2 separate regions of the Mus musculus genome follow, and region 1 is linked to region 2. The links are chromatin loops, found by intact Hi-C in ENCODE. Cell type or tissue: gastrocnemius. All regions are shown on one strand. Links, peaks and the distances in the headings refer to the core of each region. The heading gives the core; the rest is flanking DNA. Region 1 holds the start of Slc2a1 (solute carrier family 2 (facilitated glucose transporter), member 1). Region 2 holds the start of Svbp (small vasohibin binding protein).

Region 1 (2,901 bases), core at 114-2,613, 86 kb before region 2:
GAACTACCTTCCAAACCCTGCTCTGCATCACCTCCCTCTTCCCAAAGAGCCACACATACACACACACACACACACACACACACACTTCTCTCTGGAGACTTACCCTGTATTCATCCTTGATATGGTTTACACTGCCCCTCTCCCTGTCCCTCCAGCTTGGGGACTCCCTGAAGCTAGCAACAGACTCTCATGCTTCTGTCCTAGGGACACTGACTAGCACGGGACCGTCCGTCATAGAGGAGAAAAAAGATGGCTGATTGGTGACTTGTTGGCTGAGATATAGGCATGCAGTTCTATAATGGGGGCGACTGAATTTGTGAACTGGTACCCTAAGAAAGGGCCTGGGAGACCAGGCTTGGGCCTTGTTCCAGCCCTGCATCATATGTATTGAAGGAAAGAAACAGGTCCAGGGTTGGAGAAAGCAAGAGCAGAGGAGGCAGGTCTTGCAGTCAGCAGAAGAAACTCGGGGGGGGGGGGGCAAAGTGGTGATCAGGAGAGAGGAGAAGGGGAACCCCAGACTCACCAGTTCCACATGCTTTACTTTTCAGGGGTCCATGCTCAATTAGGGTGCCCTCCTAGGCCAGCACCTGGCACACAGCTCAGCTTCCTGTCTCTAACAGAAAGTCATTTCTCCCAGATCCCCCCTTCAGGTGAACCTAGATGGGACATGGACTGGAGGGACCACAGAGGCTATTGACTGTCCTACTCACCACTCCAGGAGCTCACCTGTAATTCTCATAGCCCAGGGTTTGATAACAAATCTCATTTTATCCAGGAGAAACCCGCTGCTCATTGGCTGGGAGCTTGCCCAGGACCAGCTAGAGGCGGTTTATAGGTGAGCTGGTTCAATGCCAAGGTGTTCTATGTCCTTAACCATTTAGACACCCAGCCTCTCTGGTCTTCACACTTAGGTGTCACCATAAAGTCAGAAATGGAGGGAGGTGGTGGTTTTACAGCTTAGAGAAGTGGTGGGCATGGTGTCTAGGAGCAAAAGAGGAGCTTGGCCTTGGGCACAGGAACACGGAGCAAGGAGAGAGAATTCAGCTTCGGAGCCAGACCTCCCGTGGTCTCTCTAATGAACTTAATGCCACTTTACACATAACACACGCGGTTGTAAACACCATCCAAATACTAACTCGTTTAATCTTCCTAATAACCCAGGAGGTTGTACTATTATTATGACTAGTCTACCAAAGTTATCCGGCAGCCTAGTGAGGAAGCCAGAGTCCTAGCGCTGGCTTACAGCCCCGCACCAAGCGCTACCATTTTGCTAGTGGCCATTGAGACTCAGAGAGGTGTGCAAACCAGCTCAGAGCCACACAGCGAGCGCCCCCAACGGGTGCCCCGCACACCCTGGGACTGCAGGTTCTAGCATCCAGAGCCAGACTGTGGTCAGTAGCCCTCCGTCCCTCCCCACCTCCCCACAGAACCACGCCTCTCAGAGTCCCGCCCCGGACGTGCTCCCCAGGCCCCGCCCCCTTCGGGCCCACCTACACCCCAGAACCAATGGCGGCGGTCCTATAAAAAGGCAGCTCCGCGCGCTCTCCCCCAAGAGCAGAGGCTTGCTTGTAGAGTGACGATCTGAGCTACGGGGTCTTAAGTGCGTCAGGGCGTGGAGGTCTGGCGGGAGACGCATAGTTACAGCGCGTCCGTTCTCCGTCTCGCAGCCGGCACAGCTAGAGCTTCGAGCGCAGCGCGGCCATGGATCCCAGCAGCAAGGTGAGTAACGGGGCTGGGAGTCCCGGGTAGGGATGTGCTGCCGAGCGCGGGCCGGGGCGCCTGTCCGAGTCCCCGCTTCCTCACGCAGCCGCCGCGCGCTTCACGCGGTCGGGGCGGGGGCCGCGGATCAGGGGCCCAGGCGCCGCACGTCGCGCACGACCTCGGCGGCTCCTCCCGCGCGGGGGAGGGGGCCGGAGCGCGGCGCCCATTGGCTAAAAGAGCCGAGCCCCCGGCCGGGCCCCGGCTAGGAGCGGAGGAGGCGGGACCCGCCCGGAGCCCGCGCCGCGCCCGGAACCCGGGCCATGGGGGTGGCCAGGAGGAGAAGGCACTTCCTCCAGGCCAGGGTCGGGGGCTGACGAGCTCTGAGGACCTCACGATGCGCAGTCCTCCAGGGATGTGGGGCCTTTCCCCGGGGCAAGCTACTGACTGGATAAGATCTCTCTTCACCTGTGATCAGGCTTGCCCTGTATGGGCCGGATTTACGGAACCCCTCCTGGATGTGCGACATTGTTTCTTTCTTGTCCCGCCTTTGCTTTGTGTAGAGTTAGTTCTAGTCCCTTTTAAATTAAAATAAAATTGGATTTTCCCGTCTTAGTATGTAGGAAGGCTCAAGGATGCGCACTTTCACGCCCCCCCCCCTTTACCTGTTTAAAGTTAAGAACAGTGCGAGCATGTGTTAAATCCCTGGCTGCCTTTACTGGGCAGTGGGGGTGTTTTGGTGGAACTCAGGAAAGGAAGCTCCAGTTGACTCCGGATGGTCGTACTGACAGTCTCTGCAGGGCCACAGTGATAGAGATAGAATGTAACTAAGTATAAAGACAAAAAAACAAAACAAAACAAAAACCAACTGAGGCCCGGGAGTCTCTCAGATGCCACTTAAACTCCGAACTTTGGTTTTTCCGCGTAAAACTTTTCTCTCAGACCTAGGTTAATCTCCGTCTTTCAAATTCCTTGGATTTTGCTTTTGTTTCGGAGACATCATCCCCTAGCCCTGTCTGCCCTAGAGTTCATATGTAGACCAGGCTGGCCTCAGACTCACAGAGATCCGCCTGTCTCTGCTTCGCGAAGGCTGTAAGCCCGGGTACCACCACACTCCGCTTGATATTTATTTTTTGAGCTGATAAGATGAATATTCTGAGTAGAGAAGAGGGTAAAAAAAAATCAATGCTCGTTGATCACCTG
Region 2 (2,901 bases), core at 105-2,604:
CTGGTCTTGGACACACAGGGACCCATTTGCCTTTCCCTCTGGAGTGCTAGGAGTAAGGGTGACAGAGAGACTAAAAAGCAGGTCTGAATGTGTCTCCAGAGGCCAGTGTCTTCTAAACCCTGTCTAAAATGCTTGTTTAGCACTTACTAGCTGGGTAATCTTGGACTTAACTTTTCCATGCCTGTTCCTGTTTAGAAATCATATTGGTACACATATCTTTATGAGGAACAGGGGACTTAATAATGCAATGGCCTCAGAGTATTGCCTAGAACAGAGGAAGCCCCAAGGGAAGCAGTTATTGTTATTTCTCAGGCTCTTCTCCTCCTTGGCACCTTTCTTGCTAACATAACAAATGAAAATGATAGCTAGAAATTTTAGTTTACACCCTTTTGATTATCCGTGGGGCTGTTTCTCTCCCTCCTTCTCCCTCTACTTCCACCTCTCACACTCTGTGTGTGTGTGTGTGTGTGTGTGTGTGTGTGTTGGCTGATATACTTCTGATTCCTGTGGTGGTTTGAACATGTTTGACTCAGGGAGTGGCACTACTAGGAGATGTGGCCTTGTTGAAGGAAGTGTGTCACTGTGGGGTTGGGGTTCGAGACTATTCTCCTAGCCACGTGGGAGACAGTCTTTTCCTATTTGCCTTCAGAACAAGATGTAGAAAAATGGCTCAGTGGTTAAGAGCACTTGTTGCTCTTGCAGAGGATCTGGTTTTGGTCCCAGCACCCACAACTGCCACAAATGGCAGCTCACAACTGTCTTTAATATCAGTTCCAGGGGATTCTATATCCTCTTCTGGCCTCCAGCACCATGCCTGCCTGCACACTGCCATGCTTCCTGCTATGATGCTAATGGACTGAACCTCAAGACCTGTAAGCCAGCCCCAATTAAATGTTGTCCTTTATAAGAGTTGCTTTCGTCATGGTGTCTTTTCACAGCAATGGAAAACCTAACTGATACAATTTCTGTCCGGCTGAGGGTATAGCTCAGTAATAGAAGGCTTTGCCTAGCACATGCTCTGGGCCCTGAATTTGTTTTGTTTTGTTGAGACAGAGTCTCACTGTGTAGCTTTGGCTGGCCTGGAACTCATTATGTAGACCAGGCTGGCCTCCAACTCATAGAGATGTTTGTGCTTCCCCTTCTCAGTGCTAGGATTAAAGATGTGCACCACCAAACTGGGCTAGGGGCCCTGTATTGATAGATAGATAGATAGATAGATAGATAGATAGATAGATAGATAGATAGATAGATAGATAGATAGATAGACAGATCATTTTTTTCAAAGCTTTCAAAGCATTGTGGTAAACAGGATTCCATTTGATCCTCCTTATAGATCTATAAATCAGGAAGGAAGCAATCAGCAGTCCTGACTTTCTTGATTTAGAACCTGATGCTCAGAATTCCAGTGCTAGCCAATTTCAACCACAGGAATCAGATTCTGCCTTTCAAAGCCTTGCAGTTGTCCCAGAAACTAGAAGCCCGGAAAAGCTTTGGTTACTTGTAAGAATGTCCCTGCCCCAGGCCCCGCCCTCCAGCCCCAGGCCCCGCCCTACTCGCCTCCGATCCCGCCCCTCCCGCTCCGGCCACGCCCAGGTGTGCTCGCTGCGCGGGCGCAGTGGCTCCTGCGGGAGGGGCACCTCAGGCCGCGGCCCCGCCCTCCCCGGCGCGCCCCGCCCAGTCCAAGGGCAGCGGGCTGGGCGCTGCGGTCCCGCGGAAGGGGGGAGCTAGGGTGAACCCCGCGTGGGGGCTTGTCTACGACGTGGCGGAGGCCGTGAGCCCGAGGCCGGGTAAGGAAGCGCACGGACCCCCGAGCCGCCATCTTGCTACGGAGGGGCCGGGCGGGCGAGCGGGCGGGCGGGGCTGGCAGAGGGGGCTGCCGCGGACCGAGTGGCTCGCCCCTCGGCCTCTGAGACCCGGCCCTACCGTACGCCCCCGGGTTGGAGCTGCTTTCTCGGGCCTTCTCATCTGCTGCTCACCCGGGGTTGGTAGGGAAATGGCCAGGAAATGACTACTGTCCCATTGTGCAGGAAACTGAGACTCAGAAGTGAGGAGACTCGACTAGGAACGCACAGCAAGGTGCTGGCAGTGGGACTCCAGGGCACCCTGCCTCACCTGCCAAGCTAGGGAGTTGGGAGAAAGGACTAGCAAGCGGTTCTCTTTTTGTACCATCAGGTCAGAGCTAACCAAGAAGCATTCAGAAGCCAAACCATGGATCCACCTGCCCGGAAAGAAAAATCCAAAGTTAAAGAACCAGCCTTCAGAGTGGAGAAGGCTAAGCAGAAATCTGCCCAGCAGGAGCTGAAGCAAAGACAGAGAGCAGAGGTGAGATGAAGGAGGGAGCTCTGTATGCCTGAGCGAGCTGGAGAGGGTGCTGGAAGAAAAAAAAAAAAAAAAAAAAACCAGCAGAGGAAACTTTACTAGGGGTCCCTGCTTGTCCCAGGCATTGGTCCCCCCAGAGGGAGAGAGTCCAGCCAGGTCCCAAACGGTGAAGCGGAAGCCCAGAGTCACATACCAAGTTAGTGTCAGAATCCCAAGCTGGACCGGGTCTCCAGTTGCCTCCTGGCGCAAAGCTTTTGTGTTAGTGATCTGAGGAATGCATGAAAAGAGAAGAGGGTAGCTATGGGTGGGAGAGGGATCAGGGTGGGAGGAGAAAATGAACAAATGAATGAAGGAGAATGCTTGAAGTGCCAGTGTGACCCGTGACCCGGTACACATGGGCATTTGGTGCAGAGAGTATCTAGTTGGTGAGCGGGATGGAAAAAGCCCTCACTGGAGAAGCCTGACAACCTGAGAATCCATACATATGCGGAAGAAGAGAAGGTCTACATAAAACTGACCTCCACACTTGCTGTGGCACACACACACACACACCACCACCACCACCACCACCACCACCACAGC

The links. A loop is a pair of places that touch in the nucleus more often than their neighbours do. Peaks named below come from ENCODE experiments on the same cell type or tissue, not always from the same donor. Only the 100,000 strongest peaks of a DNase experiment are listed, where the experiment ranks them.
Region 1: a loop joins it to region 2, with 2.1 times the contacts of the local background. A loop is called at or near these places in 1 of 42 quality-filtered maps.

Annotation. Positions count from the first base shown.
Region 1 is chr4:119,107,254-119,110,154 of GRCm38, forward strand. It overlaps Slc2a1 (solute carrier family 2 (facilitated glucose transporter), member 1), which reads left to right and starts at 1,492. Exons shown (of 10, transcript NM_011400.3): 1 at 1,492-1,719. The coding sequence starts at 1,702. It overlaps Gm52706 (a long non-coding RNA gene), which reads right to left and starts at 1,496. Exons shown (of 2, transcript XR_003955269.1): 1 at 524-1,496. In gastrocnemius, for the core only: a CTCF peak has its summit at 1,335; DNase peaks (open chromatin) are centred at 1,064, 1,478 and 1,938; H3K4me3 peaks cover 1,712 bases; H3K27ac peaks cover 1,465 bases.
Region 2 is chr4:119,193,700-119,196,600 of GRCm38, forward strand. Svbp (small vasohibin binding protein) reads left to right here and starts at 1,611. Exons shown (of 3, transcript NM_024462.2): 1 at 1,611-1,787; 2 at 2,173-2,322. The coding sequence starts at 2,209. In gastrocnemius, for the core only: no CTCF peak of the experiment used is centred there; a DNase peak (open chromatin) is centred at 1,625; H3K4me3 peaks cover 1,416 bases; H3K27ac peaks cover 1,233 bases.